Linked DNA regions of Mus musculus: region 1 is linked to region 2. Evidence: chromatin loops called from intact Hi-C (ENCODE). Cell type or tissue: heart. All regions are shown on one strand.

Evidence for each region. Hi-C counts contacts between places; a loop is a spot of excess contacts. Peaks named below come from ENCODE experiments on the same cell type or tissue, not always from the same donor. Only the 100,000 strongest peaks of a DNase experiment are listed, where the experiment ranks them.
Region 1: it touches region 2 in a loop (6-fold over the local background); 4 of 42 quality-filtered maps call a loop at or near these places.

Annotation. Positions count from the first base shown.
Region 1 is chr10:32,886,297-32,894,296 of GRCm38, reverse strand. It overlaps Nkain2 (Na+/K+ transporting ATPase interacting 2), which reads left to right and starts at 4,382. Exons shown (of 7, transcript NM_001013411.2): 1 at 4,382-4,654. The coding sequence starts at 4,601. In heart, a CTCF peak has its summit at 3,304 (motif pointing right); DNase peaks (open chromatin) are centred at 3,856 and 4,536; H3K4me3 peaks cover 1,653 bases; H3K27ac peaks cover 1,060 bases; H3K27me3 peaks cover 693 bases.
Region 2 is chr10:31,461,126-31,469,125 of GRCm38, reverse strand. Gm51764 (a long non-coding RNA gene) reads right to left here. Exons shown (of 3, transcript XR_003948861.1): 3 at 6,229-7,337. Among named protein-coding and RNA genes, the nearest start is that of Gm51764, 16 kb to the right of the region's middle. In heart, a CTCF peak has its summit at 3,104; no DNase peak of the experiment used is centred here.

The sequences.
Region 1 (8,000 bases), 1.4 Mb before region 2:
TTTATATAAGTCATGAGTTAAAGTCATTTAATTTAGCAGGCCATAGAACTCAAATTGAATTCAATACTATTATCTGATCAGACATTAATCTTAACTAAAACTGCCTCTTTTCATCTTGGCTTAACCTCTTTTCAAAGTTTTCCCTGAAGGCTCGCAGTTTGGTTGAATAGATAAATGGACTTTTATTGCTGTGGTTCTTTATGATTGAATCTGTCACTAGATAATTTTATTAAGGAAAGGAGTTGAACTTTTCCGAGAAATTATTATAAAAAGTGATTCAATGTGATTCATTTTTAGAACACAGTACATTATGAACACATGTGAAGTAGAACAAAAAGTTTTTTAGGGGTTACTATTCATTGGTGGTGGGGCAAGAGGTAAGACTACTAAGACCCTTTAGAAGAAGTGTGAAAGTACTTTTCCTTGACTATATGTAAGTTTCTAGGAACATCATAAGGAAAGAAACATAATGCAAAAAAATAAAAACATACCTACATATTCACATTTGTAAAAGTTAAATATCAGAATAAAATGCCAATGGTTTTCAACTGAACTCATAACAAGTTATAGATTCAATAGTTTTATATAACTGTACACACATATATGCATGCATATAAAAATCCATCATAGTTCTATATCAAGCTGTAAGCATTAATGCATTACTTCTGTGTATAATGGAGGAGTGAGCCTTCACCTTTTTCACTTCTAGAGGATGCCCAAGGTGCTATGGTCATAGCCTCTTTATTTGACAGCCTATAAAACACTCTGCACTTAGAAAAAGTTCTTTGCTTCCAAGAACTCCAGGTGGTACGAGGTTCAACAAGATAATCCAACATCTCTACTCATCTTATTTAACCAGTTCAGCAAAATCAGTGGTTACTAGTGGCATATTCACTAGAAATTCCGAGGTTTCAATAATTACAATGTGGGCACATTTAGGGAACAACTATTTTGTCTACCACAAACCTGTAGGGAGACAAAAATATGAATTAAGCATATTTTATGTTGGATTTAGCATTGTGATCAATGTTAAAGATCTATGACAGGCAGAATCATGATAACTGGAAAAGTTATAGTAGCTAAGTGGTAGGCATTATATTGAAAGCTTTGTGTATACTAACACAACAGTGCTATGACATATTGTATAGTTAAGAAAACTAAGGCACATTTGTCTAAAATTGGTTGATAAATGGTAGAGTTTGCTATAACAATCCAAACCCTCTGGGTTCAGAGTTCATAAGCCTAATAATAATGACCACAGTCAATCACAACAAAGATGACCCATCATATTAGAATATATTCTGCTAATATAGTCCTATATTTGTAAAAGAAACATTGTATGGAAACAGGCAGAAAGACTTATGATTACTTTAATTTTATTTACTATCAATATTTTAATATGCTCCTTATCCACATTTGTTCAAGTTATCTAATCAGTTAAATGTTATTTTAGTGACTGTAAGGATAATTGTTACTGGTCTATTTGTTAAATGCAATAAAGACTGTGTAAACTTGTAGTGAAACTGCTCAGAGGAGATACACACCCAGGCATGAGAATTTTGTCATAGCTGAGTATGGAGTCACCTCTAACTGGCTTAGATGCTGTGTGCTCAGGACAGACAGTGAGTTGTCCTGAAAGAAAATGAAGTGGGTGTGAATAAACCTTGAAAAGCACTTTAAAGCCATTTGTCAAGGTGAGTCCAGATGGAGGTATGCAGATGTGTAGACATTTCCCCCACAGAATCAAGGTAATTAACAATAGTTATGTCATCAGACAAGTCAAGGAAAGCCCTTAGCACCTCATAGCTAAACACTTTATGACCTTCTTTCTAAGTGAAAATGCAATCGACTTTCCAATTTCAGACATCTCTTTTCTCTACACACTTCTATGGAACAGCTAGGACTCTCAGCTGTGATTAATGTTCCTTCCAGGAAGGTGTTTAGTTCCAGGGACAAAAGGAAAAGCAACAAGAAAGGTACAGCCACCTCAAGGAATGGGATTGCATCTGTAACTAGGGCACCTTTGCAGAAGCCCGGCATTAGCTATGTTGTGTATAAAGGACGTGATAGGAATTTACTTCACAAAGAAGTAAATACTTAAACACCCTCTAAACATGTTTAGTATCACTTCTGGGTGAAACTAGAAGATGGCTGAGAAACTCATTAAAATATCAATGATGGTGTATTGCACAGTGATTTGGGACACCAATTTTTATTTACAGAAGATGAGCATTCCAACTTGACTGTTCTGTCTGAGAACATGCATCTCTTTTATAGAGATACTTCTCCTGCCTAATATTTTAGTTTCTTTTACTTGGGAATTGGCATTGTATCACTTCCCAGGTTTCCTGTAATGAATGAGACAATGTGATGTAGATTCATCAAGTAGATACTAGTTGCATACAATACTGAATTACCATCAATTACATTTGTCGTTGCTACTATACCAGTAAAATATCTACCATAAAAGCCCTTGAGGAATATTTTATTTGATTGGGTTTCCCTTAAGGCAGATACCAGATACAAGATTACATCACAATTGCTTTATTTGAAAGTTGTCCCAGGAAGTCATGGGGACTGGAGCAGAGAGATGAGATGAAATGAAATGGTTACTATTGTAGAGAATCAGGACTGAATGCTGGTGGAGACCCCATGGCATGGACTAATCTGTTTTTGGCATTTCCAATATGTGCGTTGAAAAGGCTGAGGTCATCATCCCCCACCTCTCCTCCGTTGCCCGATAAAGATGGGTTTCAAGGAAATCATTTTATTTCTTAGCCAAGAGCCTCCTCTGCTTAGGAAACAATTCAGTGTGCCCACAAAAAGAGAGGAATGCCATGTGTTGAAAGGTCATAGTTCAGTGATTAAGAATGAGGAAGAAATAGTGACTACAGATAGAATTACGTTTTACGGTACAGTCTAAATGATTCTCAAGCTGATGCTGATGGAAGGGAGACTAGGTCCTCAGTGTGGGTAAAGTTACCATACACAAATGTCGTTTTTCAAGGAGGCTTAAGTCCTACTTGTCTCACGAACCTTGTTGGTTAGCTTTTTTTCTTTTTTTCCGGTTTTACATCTCTAACGATGGTATTTTTTAGCTCCATGAACAGTTCTTTTCACTCACAGCACTTTATTCCAATGGCTTTACTATCCAGTGGATCTCAACAGTACACCCTCTCTCTGTAGCCAGATTAGGAATGCTTTCAGTAGCTGTTGGGACTGTAAATGAAATGCCCTCTTCTGAACACCAAGGTCTAAATGACCATCACTTGCTCCAGCATGTTTTTCCCTTCAGCTTTTTACCCGTAGGTGGCAGCAACAGGCTCCAGAGTGCGTGTCCGCAGGTAACTGCTGCTGTCAAACCTGGAGTATGACCAAGCAAGGACACATAACCAACCGGATGGTGCATGAGGTCTGGTAGATAAGTGCTCAAATTTCATCGGCTCCTTCCATTGTTAAGAAAGCAGTCTGAAGCACCAAAACCAAACTCCTACATTTCCTCTGGCTCCCTACATTTTGCAACTTCAAGAGGCAATTCCGTTCGGTCCTTGTAGCAGGCTAATCTTTGAAACTCTGGAATCTCTGTCCCTTGCTGTCCTTGCCTCGTGCCAAGCACAGGACTGTTGGTTGGCCGCCACCGTGTCCACTTCTCTCCCTCCGCTCTTTGCTGTAAGTGCATGCAGGTTTTCCAGTGGGGAAGAATGCCTTAGCGGCACCCCAGTTGATATCTCACCATCCCTTTTCATAACCGTACTTTCACACACACACACACACACACACACACACACACACACACACACACACACACACACCACAGCTTGCACGTGTAATGCTTCTGGCAGGGTTGCCTCAGCAAGACCGATACCAACAAAGCAAGGCATCGCCAAGCAAGCAAGCAAGCAAGCACGCAAGCAAGCAAGCAAGCCAGCCAGCCATGCCACCGGGACTCCTCCGACCCGATCCCTCGCGTTGTTCCCGCAGTCAACGCCCCCGCAGCTCCCAGGCACCGCGACACCACGCCCGCAACGGCCAGGGCTGCTGCCCGCCACGACCTCTGAGAAGTTGTTGATTGGGAGGGGATCCGCTCATCTAGGCAAGGGGAAGGGCGCCGCAGGGCGTCCGCGCGGCCCCCGCAGCCGCCCCGCCCCTGGGCCCCGCACGCGGAGCGCAGAACAGAGGCGCCCGGCGCGCATCTCAGCCGCCCCGGGAGCCCGCGCACCCGTGCGTGGGGAGGGAGTGCGGGGCGGGCGAGCGCTCGTCGGGCGTGGGCCGCAACTTGGCGGGCCAGATGCCCCAGGGCTCGGCGGCGCTGTCTGCCTGCCGCTGCTGCCCCTGCGGGGCCCGGGCGCGTCTCCTTGGGCGGCGCTGCCCGCGGCGCTGGGAGTGCAGTGAACGAGTAAAGGTATGTGTGGCGGGCGCGGCTGGGGCAGCCGCCGCCGCGCAGGACACTGTCACTTCCCTGGACATTGGCAGCGGCATCTGGGAGCCCTAGAGCCCTGGGCAGGTTCTCCTGTCCTTCCCCACGATCTGATTGGATAAACTGGGGCCTCGACGGTGGCCGACGTGGGACAGCCTGGCTGTGGCAGGGGTCTCGGAAACCATGGGTTATTGCAGTGGCAGGTGCACGCTTATCTTTATCTGTGGCATGCAACTGGTAAGTGACGCTTGGGTTCTCTTATTCTCTTATGTACCATTGAGAGAGTGGGCAGGGAGTGTAGTAAGAGATCTGCCATTGAGCAGGACGGAAGGGAAAAGAAGAGATAAAAGATGCCACATATTACCTGTATTTAAAATGATTTTAGGGGTGCAGCAGAAGTGAGCCTTTCTGCCTTTCCCCGTTTCTGTCCCTCTAAGGACAGTTTTGCAGGTGCAGGTTAAACTTGTTATCTTTAATTTCTTTAAGGGAGTGGAGATGTTGCTCTCCTTTTATGCTTGGCATTCTTGCTAATGTGAACAGGATGGTTGTCATATATATTTTACTATATATGCGTGTAAGTTGAAAAGCAGATTTTCAGGCTTTTATATACTTGTTTTGAAGTATTTATTTATCGTCGCTTGATATTTTCTTAGAATATATTGTCTTATAATTTTCTTAAAAACTCCTTGTTTAGGTCAGATGTGTTCTAGCAGCATTCTGAACTAAAAAGCCACAGTGAGTTCTAAAAGTATGTAGATCAGAGAGAGATACTTAAACTCTGCAACACCATTGCCCCAGAGTGGACCTTTAAAACATAAGAGCTACAAAAATTCCAAGAAGAAATAATATCTTGTCTTCCATAATGTACAATATTGCCACTGAAATTGATGCTATTGTTTGATCTCACAGGATGGGGGATTGTATGTAAGTTTGGAAGAATATCCTATTGCTGCTTTTAAAAAGCCAAGAATGCAAATAATGTCTCGATTTCAATTCCTAAAGGCAATAGGAGGAGGGGCTTAGGGGAAGATAGGGTGAAAATTTATGTCAGTGGCAAATGGTTAATTTGAAATAGGGGGCACTTCTGCAACACCAAGTAGCTTTCCATAGAAAGTATAAATTAGTCTAAACAGTTCCCCTTATTTGTTTTATAAAGGGTTGGGGGCTGTAGAATGGAAGACAATTATTGAAAATCCAGTCATCGCAGGGTGTTTAAATGAACAAGAATTTGCTATTAAAACTGACAAAAGAATTTCTTAAGTTTTCTTCACTGTTTATCACTTGCAAAGACCTGCAGAGGGTTCTTCTTTTATTTCTTTCTTTTCTCTTTCTTTTTTCCTTTAAAAAAACTTACTTAAAGTGTTTGAGGCATCTCAGCTCTGGTATCCCACCGCCACCCAGGAAAGTCCTGGATGGTGTATTCCTTAATCTGTGAATTGTGTATTATGGACTTGGTTGTAAGGGAAAAGAAGAGATCTAATTTTAGGAGCTTTATGTATTCTCAATGCTATGTAAACCAGCTTCTATATCTCTACCCCAGATTCATATAAGTATTGCAGCAAAGAACTATTGCCATTAACAATAGAGCTAACCAGAGTTTACTTTGTAAAACTACCAATGTAACCCAAATATTCCAAGTTGCATTGCATTTCCCAAACATGTGTGTGTGTTGTATAGGTTTCAGAATAGTCTATATTTGCAGTATCACAGTTGTAAAGTGTAAAACTAAGAATAGGTTGGTGGGTAGAACATTCTTATATTCCTCTCAGTTTAGAAACATGGAAGTTAACTCTAAATTGTTTAACGTGAGAGGAGCTTTATTAATGTGGTAGGGCAATTGTATGTAGGGCAACTGTATGTATTGGGATCAGATGACATTTTGTATGATGAATATAAATTCTTAAAATAATTGGAAAATATAAATATACCAGTGAGGAAGCTAAATATACAAACATGATACAGCTGTAGATTTCTTCTGTTGCTCTCTCTCTCTCTCTCTCTCTCTCTCTCTCTCTCTCTCTCTCTCTCTCTCGTGTGTGTGCATATATGCAACTATTTCTTGTAGAGGAGCTAGAATACTTAATGGAAAAGAAACCTTAATAATGACTATGTTCTCCAACAAAATAGAGTTGGCTGTAAGACAGGCATGTTCAGCCTAAGCAAGCGCACAGCTAGGGGTCCTGAGAAGTATTCTATGCTTCATGAGAAAATCCTGGTCTTTTTCCTTTCCCTCTTCTTGTGCCACCAGACTAATATAATTAGCAGCCATGTTAATGCAGAGATAGAACAAAAACAAAGGAGAAAGACAATTAATTGTTCTAATGGAGTGAAATAGTAAAAGCCTGTAGGGCATAAGAGATTCTTGTTCATTGCTGTGTTGTAGAGATATTTATGCAATCTGACATAAAGTAACTCTTTGCAAAGTGTTGTGGAACACCTATGAGTGGAAGTACATGTTTCACTCTATGTTTATAGATACAAAATTTTGGCACATCTTTGGGTTAGTCTGGGAAAATTTTATTTTACATAAAAACCATATTCCCAGCCTAAGTTTTGACTTGTTGTATCATTGGCTGGCAGAGAGATTCCAGTTTTGTTGACTTCTGAAATGTTCAGTGTGTTGAGACTTTTATGCCTGCTTTACTTTCATAAACACAACCTGAGATTTGTTAAAACTACTGGAAGCCAAAGATACCTAAGATTAAATTCTCTTTTTATTAAATAACTTAAGTTTCTAAAAGCATTAATCTGTAATCTTATAAATTGAGTGTTGTGTTTCAGTTGAAAAATTACATCAATTTATAGCTAATCTTAGAAAAGGATGTAGTATTGTTAAGTACTGTAGAAACAGAGACCTCATTTGTCTCATTATTTTCAAAGCAGATGTGGTATTTTGGACATTTGACATGTGAAGAACAGGTTCATAAGCTCCAGAGGCATTTTTCTAGCCAGGAGTGTATATCCTTGCTGTTAATTATATAAAATATGTTTTTAAAATCTCAGTGTTTGACAGAGTGAAGGCATAAATATATGTTTATTATTGTAACATCTGAATATCAGGTCATAAAATAAATGAAAATTCCGCACCATGATAATTTAATCTAAAATTTTATTCAATGAGAAAGTGTCCACAAGTATCATAAATTGAAATTTCCGAGTTGTATGGTTAAACTCACTTTAGATATCAGTGTGATTTTTGTAAAAAAAAAAATAAATGTAATTTCTGGAAAGAGATTTGCTCCTTGGGCAAAATCCAGAAGTTAAGCTCATAATCGCTAGGATGTGATTTCCTGGTTATCGTTGCTGCCTTCACTGAAGATTTCAGATAGTAACAGAAATTATCACCGTGTTTCCAGTGATGGGTTTAGGATTACAGGCCAAGATAGAACATTCAGTCAGCTAGTGAAAGAGTCTACCTTTTGTCCCTCAGGTTTTCTTTGAATCAAACACAACTTTCCATAGTATTCTAATATTTCTCAGTGAAAAATAACTCAACATAACTTATTTTATAATGAAAACACAACTTTATTTCCAAGTAAGTGAGCTTCAGATCACATACATATTGATATACCAGAGTCCTGTG
Region 2 (8,000 bases):
AATGCAGCAGAGATTGAAGGGAAGGCCATCCAGAGACTGCCCAACCTGGGGATCTATCCCATATACAATCACCAAATGCAGACAATATTGTGGATGCCAGGAAGTTTTTGCTGACAAGAGCCTGATATACCTGTCTCCTGAGAGGCTCTGTTAGAACCTGACAAATAGAGAGGCAGATGCTAGCAGCCAACCATTCGACTGAGCATGGGGTCCCCAATGGAGGAGCTAGAGAAAGGACTGAAGGAGCTGAAGGGGTTTGCAACCCCATAGGAAGAACAACAATATCAACCAACCAGACCCCCCAGATCTCTCATGGACTGTGAAGTAAGAGATCTAGATCATGAGTGAATGTCACTGCCTATTTCTGCCAGTCCACACATTAATTAGGAAGGAAACAAAACATTAACTAGCAAAATATTCACATTATAACAATAACCCCTCACTGGATGGATTTGTGCCCTCCATTTCCAAATCAATACCCTAACTGTTACTGTCCCAGAATGTGACCACACTTATACATGAAGTCTTTAAGGCAATATTTCTCAACCAGTCTGTTGTCCTACCCCTTGGGGTAAAACAACCTTTTCACAAGTGTCTAATATCAAATATTCTGCATATTGGATATTTACATTATGATTCATAACAGTAGCAAAATTACAGTTATGAAGTTGCAACAAATAATTTTATGGTTGGTGTGACCACAACATGAGGGGATATATATATATACACACACACACACACATATATACATATTAGAGAGTCGGATCATTAGGAAGGCTGAGAACCACTGCTTTAAAGAGACAGTTACTTTTTGATGACATCATTAGGGAAGATGTTAACTCAGTCTTCACACTATCTTCACAGAGAGAGATGAGGTACTCAGAGAAGAAAGATAGTTTGAAAATGGAGGTGGGGTATAGGTGTTGGGGTGAGCACGACTCATAGAGAGAGACCTGAGAGGACACCAGCCCTCTAGTCTTAATCTCAGACTCTACAGATCCATGAAAAAAAAATTTTCTTTCCATTGTTTAGGGCGTGTAGCAGTACTTTGTAGTGGCATTCTTGAAAACAGATAACCACTCCAGACAGGGAGACTAGGCAAGCCCAAGAGTCAGCAGTATGGCAAGGAGGGGTTTTGAGGAGCTGGCCTTTCCTTGCCAATGAGAAGAAGGACAACACCGGAAAGTCCATGCAGTCTACCTTGAACTCTCAGCAACTACAAATGGAAGGTCAAAATGATGTTGAGAGCTGAGTATACTGTTAGGAAACACTAGACACCCAGGAAAGACAGCACAGAGCAAAAGTAGCTCCCCTTCCTTGTTCTCCGTTAAAAACTGTGCTAGGGATGATGAGATGGCTCAGACACTCGGAGTTTCGTTTCCTGAGGCAGCTCACAGCAGCCTGTGACTCCAGCTCTAGGGGATCCAGTGGCCTCCTCTGCTTCCTTGGGCACTGCCGCACACGTGGCCTATATACACATATACATAAAATAAAAATAAAATAAATCTTGAAAATCAAGCCCAAACTAACAACTGTGCTTGTAGAATTCATAATTCATTTTTATGGCCTAAATTTCAGCTACGGAACCCAGCATACTGCTTATAACTTTCTGAAACCTCTGGGATCTTGCTCACAGCACAAGCAGCATGAGCAAGCTTTTAACTAGTGCAGGCTGGCTCGGCTCTGCCAAAAGGAAGGTGGAAATCCTGGTCTGGAAGGGGAGTTCATCCCAGAGCCCAGAACAGAAAAACCAGAGCAGTCTAGGAAGGGCAGTGCGGTGTTCTGTGTTTATCTTACTCACTGGAAAACATACCAGTCTGCTGACTCTTTCAGGTCACTTACTAGCAAAATAAACATTCTGAAGGCCACGGTTATGGTATCACACTGTCTACCATGCTCAAAGCGTTGTGCCTCAAACTAGCTAAGTGGATAAATATATACTAAGGAAGGACTACTATCATGTTTAAATTTTCATAACTTTAAATTTTGTTCATGGCATTTCTAACCCCCCACATTTTTTAATGCAAGTTTCTTTGAGTGAACCACACATAAGTTTATGTGAAAAATCAAGAAATTAAAGCCACAATTATTACCAATGGCCTATAATCTCTCCTTATTTTCCCTCCTTCTTTTCTTTCCCCTCTTCCCCCTCTCTCCTTCCTCCTCTTTTTCCTCCCTCCTTCTTCTATAGGATGCTTTCTTGATCCAATTCAGTTAAATGTTACCATTTCATTTCAAGAGTGGCTGAGAATCCCACAAAGCCATTTTCTTTGTAGCGTTTCTTCCTTTGTTGTAGCCTCTCTAGCATAGCATGTGGTGAAATGAGCACCTGGCATGAGTGTCGTCTGTGGTGGTAAGTTAGTCCTATGGACTCATTCTCTTGTTTCCATAATGTACATATAACTGTAAACACATGAGCCATAAAATAAATAAATGAAATGAATGTCAAGCCTTTGTAGCCACATGCTGCTTGGTATGCTGCCTCTGAAACCCTAACTTAATACTAGATGGAGAAATGGCATACATCATGAGTATTTGAGGTGTGTACTTGGGTCCAATGAGAAAGAGCAGGGTAAGATAAGTTGAGTGATTTTATTGTGCATCTGTCATTGTTTATTCAACTGAGTGAAACTGAAGCTTCAGCTCCAGATAGACGTTGTTTGAACCAATTATGCCTTACATGTGTTTGGAGGAAATTCAAGAATCTCCCTAGGTTTCAATCAAGGCATTGAGAACAAAGGGTGCGATACAACATGAATCGTGCGGTTATTGCAAATTGTAGCTGAGCTAATCCATATCAGACCCTAGGACAGTGCGTGGAATAAGGTTGGATGCAATGTAAACCACAAATTGAAGCAAAGCAACATAAACATTTTTATCATCTGACATATCCTATCTACAAAATAGAGATAATAACATCTCATTTTAAAGATATTGTGAGGAAAAATGAGCTTATATAAGAAAATTGGCTAAGAAAAAGTGCTTAGAATGGAATACATAATCAAGAAATGCTGGCTCTTATTCTCATTGGTATTTCCATTGAAACAAGGGTTTCCTTTACAGGCTTATTTTAGCATCCTTATGATTTGGCATCCCCTGGTGTTCATTTTGGACAACACAGTTTTGAATCTATTTGTAATCGCTAATTCACAAACTATTTTGCCTTGTCTAGATGAGCTGTGAGTTTTAAATATTTCTATTGAAATTGATTTATTTTTAAAGTATTTCATACACCAACTTTTTATCATGAAAAATGAGTAAGATTTAATATACACTAAACAATAGCCTAATGATAAACATAGAAAAAAATAACCTCCTATAACACTTTGGAAACTTAATTCCCTATTGGTGGATTTCATGGTATAAAGAGTTAAGGAAACTTCACACAGAAAAGCAAGTTTTTAGAATTGAATCTGCAAGATTTATGAAAAGTTACTTTGGAGGACAGGGGTGATAGCGTTTCCTCAACAGATACTAAATGTACGAACACAGGAAGTTACAGAGTCACTTGCCTCACCGAGGAAACTGAAAGCTGCTACAAATGGCTGACTTTGTATGCAGATCCTGACTGGACCTGAGGCAGTACTTGCAGTGGTCATCGGGAAAACAGAGAACTGTGGGCTTGCTTGACAGAAAGTCATTATTTAGTCTGTAAATGAGGCCACTGCATATTCACAATTTCCCCTCAAAACTCAATGCTTATGATTTGTCGTATGCATGAGTGTAGGTGTGTATGTGTGTTTATGTGTAAGTGAGCACATGCGTGCATGTGTTAGTGTGTGATGTTAGCAGATAAGTAGGTTGGAAATCAGGGGAGGTGAAATAAAAAATAATAAAATAGAAAGTAAAATTCTGACTATATAAGAGGAATAAAAATGATTTTTTTTCCTCTGCAGGATATTGAATTTTACAAGCAGCCTGCTGGATCAACCTTGCTTTTAGATTGATTTCATTCATCTTTCAGAAGAAGCTTCTGTGCTCATTTGACAGACAGTAGCGGGCAGTTGTGAATTTCCCATTCTGAGCTGGTTAGGCTGTGACACTGCCTGAGAACTCCTGGAGCCTGTCCTGTCCTATCAGCTTCCTTCAGTTTTAAGTGAATACTTTAAACTGTTGACCCAGCTCATGACCGAAAAGCTTTTTTTTTTTTAATTACTCCAGTGGGAAAATAGATGGACTAATAAATAGAATAGATATGCAAAATATGTAGCATCCCAGCAATGGGTATGAACATCTATGCAGCTTAGAAGAAGCCATCTTTTTGGCCAGGCAAAGACTTTCCAGTGCCAACTCTCTGGGGTCCTCCAAACTCCTAAAAGCAGCCCTTTGCCTATTATCTTATAATTAGTTTTTAAAATTTATATATATATATATATATATATATATATATTCTCCTCTCATACATCACATTCCAACTGTAGTTTCTCCTCCTTCTCCTCCCCTAGGGTCTCCCTCTCCCCCTCCTGTCTCCCCCAGCTCTTACAAGTAAGCACAATTAACTTATTGGTTACTCAGAGTGGATTTGATAGAATCCTACTTTGTCACTGAACCCTTATAAGGCTGCGGGCATTATTCATGATTTTCCAGGAAGAAATTCTCATCAGGGTGCCCCACCCAGTTCTATCAAAACATTGCATTTTTACTCATGTGGTATCCGTTTGTTTTTTTTTTTTTTTTAATAAAACTCTATAGAAATGATCCAAGCCTGTGGTCTGCTCCAGTTGGCATGCTCCTTCCTTCACACTGTCCTGAAATGTCCACCCCTCCTTCCTGGATAATTTATACTGTTGTCATACACACCTTTCTAGACCAGACCAGCCTTTGAACACTGCAACAGAATGTTACTTTCCAAGTTCACACTTGGGAATCCTACAACTGAGTTAAGAAACAAGAAACAGGTTCAAACAATCTTGGTCTACAAATTTACATTGCACTCCATTCATAGTTGTCCAGGCGGCACACATTGCATTGCACTTTTTTCAAACTTTAAGGAAAACAAGTACAGCCAACGTATTGAAAGGTAGTGATTTTGGATTCCTTCTGTTTTCCAGATTTAACCATAGGAATATTTGAAAGTATAACTAGATTTTTCCTGGTGCTTATAATAGTTCACATAAATATAGAACCCTTGTTTATCCACTTCATTTATGCAATTCATGTTGATGGGAATTTACAAGTTTGAAAATTTTGGTTATTATAGTCAGTGCATGTGTCCTTCTACACAGACAGGGTTAAGGAAGATTCTTCCAGTTCTGATGAGATGGAGACCCAGGCATGAGCTAGATGGACTGAAGCTCCAATATTTCAACTTTGTTGTGTACTGCTCCACTGTCCTTCGATGCTTCTGTGCAAATTTACCTCAACCATGGGTGAAAGCAGCATTGTTTTTCTTCCTGTGGACACTATTGTTTGGTGTTATGATCTTGATTGTCACGTGGCTTCAGAAGGATCACACCAGGCCAAATAGTTCCATGTGAGGTTTATTGGGGTCGGGTGTGGGGCAAGGTGGCAGTAGAAAGAGAAGGGAGAAAAGAGAAAGAGAAAGGGAGAAAGATCAGGGGTGCCTTTATTTATGGATGCTGATGTAGTCACAGATAAACTTGGGAGGTGAGCTAGGTGGATTCTGGGAATATGGTGGCTGTTAACTTGGCAATTGGTGTGCGGGTCATGCCTATGTGATGTCACAGGTTTCAGAGGTCCTGATACCAATATACCTCCCTTCTTGTTATTATAAAGAGAAGGAAAAGAGAGAAGGGGGAAGCTGATGGTGAAAAGGGAATGAGGGTATTGTGTCTCTTAAGCTACTTCCTGCTGTCTAGGGGTGTCATCAACTTTGGTGTGCAGCTGACTTTCACCATCGGGATCCACTTGGTAAATGTTCGCATCAGGTTTCTCTGTGGACAGCAGATCTTCTGTGGGCAGTGACTGGTAGTCCTGTAACAGGAACTGATTCATAGTTTGGTTAGATTTTTTTTTTATTTGTCATTGAAGGAATGTAGAAACAAGATTAATGAGGCAGGGAGCAAATAATAACACCAGGAGGATGACTAGAAAAGGCATTACAAAAGGTAGTATCCACTTCCATATAGGGTTTTCGAAAATCCCAGAAATTCATGTTCCTTGAAATTCTTTATGTCTGACTGTAGCTCCTGGATTTTATTTCTCACTATCCCAGATTGGTTGATGTAGAAACAGCATTCTTCTTGGAGGAACAGGCAAAGGCCACCGTCTTTATCTGTCAGGGCATCTAGCCCCCATCAGTTCTGAAGCACCACAGCTACCAGAGAATCGATCTGTTTCTGGATAGTAAGCACAGCCTCAGTCATTCTTGAAGATCGCTTTTAAATTGGGAAGTGAATGTATTATATTGGGTCATGGAAGTTGTTTGACCTGCAATTCCAGTACCAACATCTATGGCTATTGCCATAGTGACCAAGAGTGGCACGACCTGAACTGCCCTCTTATGTTGGGCAGCTATCATATCTACATCTGGGATTGGCAGGGGCTCATTTCCCTGGATTACTCCCAGTTCAGGAAAAAGGAGTACCAATGTGCAAACTCCTAACCAGCTGATGGGTAGGCGATGATATGCCTGAGTGTCACAAAGAATCAACGTGTTCTGGATTGCAGGGCATTGTGGCAGAGATGATATATCGAGGGTTATGGTTCTATTGCCATCTAGGGAACTTAGCATTCCTATAGAATGTGTCCCAGACGTATTAAAACAGTTTGCCATGCCAAAGAGAGGGATAGAAGTAACATATGGAGTCATGGCAATGTCAGAGTCAGGGCAGCTGGCAAAAGGTGAGGTAAAGTTACTTGACAGTATCACTGGAGACACTGCTAGTGACAATTGTGAGTTAATTCCAGGGGGTACACATATCTAGCAATCTTTAAAGTGACCAGGCCTGGTGACATTAAGGAGTTGGTATGTCGACATTAAGGCCTGAAGCAAAAGATGAAATGACAAGTTAGTGCCATTTATGAGGGGTGATGTCAAAGAGGGGATAGTGGAAAGAAATGTATAAGAGTTAGCCATAATGCGATGGAGGGGGAACCACTCCAGAATTAATGTGTCTGAGGTCTGGAACCAGTCGATAGGTTCCATTAGGTTTCTTGACGGCTAGTATAGGGGTGTTAAATGGAGAAGAGGTGGGGCAAAAGAGTTTTTTCCTTAAGTGGTCAGAAATGATAGGATTAAGTCCCCTAAAGCTTTGGAGAGAGAAAGGGTATTGCGCTTGGGTGATGTACCTGGTAGAGTCCAATAACTGGATGACAACAAGAGAATGATGTTTAGCAAAAGAGGGGTTCTGGGCATTCAAAACTCGAGGGTCCACCTGAGAAGTTGGTAAAGGAAACAACATGTTAGTGTTAGTATGTTGGCTGGCTAGAAGAAGGAGCAGAGGTACTTCTGGTGAGCTTGGGTTTAGGCAAATAGGAGGAGCAAAGGAAATAGAGGCTCCCAGCCTAGCTAGAAGATCCCTTCCCAATAAGGGGACAGGACATGTTGGCACTACCAAAAAGAAATGGGTGAGAAATATACCTCTAAAAATGCAGCTAAGTGGTGGGGTCTGATGAGGAAGATTAGGTTGTCCTCCTACCTCGATGATAAGAAAACTCGAATGTGCAGTGGGTCCCCAAAACTCTGTCAGGACTAAGTAAGTGGTCCCGGTGTCCAAGAGGAAGGAGATGGGCCACCCACATGCCATGATAACTACCCAGGGCTCCTTGCTAGTGATAGGCGTGGTCAGGTTGAGGGAACTTTGGCTGCTTCAGTTATCTATAGCCAAGCCTAGGAGGTCGGCTGTCTTATCTGGGAGTGATGTCTCTCTGTTTTGTGCTACTTGAGGGCAATCAACAGCCCAATGTCCCTTCTGATGGCACCTAGGACATGGTCCTCTTGGCTTGTTGGGGATAGGGCAGGCCCTTGCCCAGTGACCTTGCTGACCACATCTATAGCAAGGGCCTGGTGGTCTCTGAGCCTTAGAATGCCAGGAGTC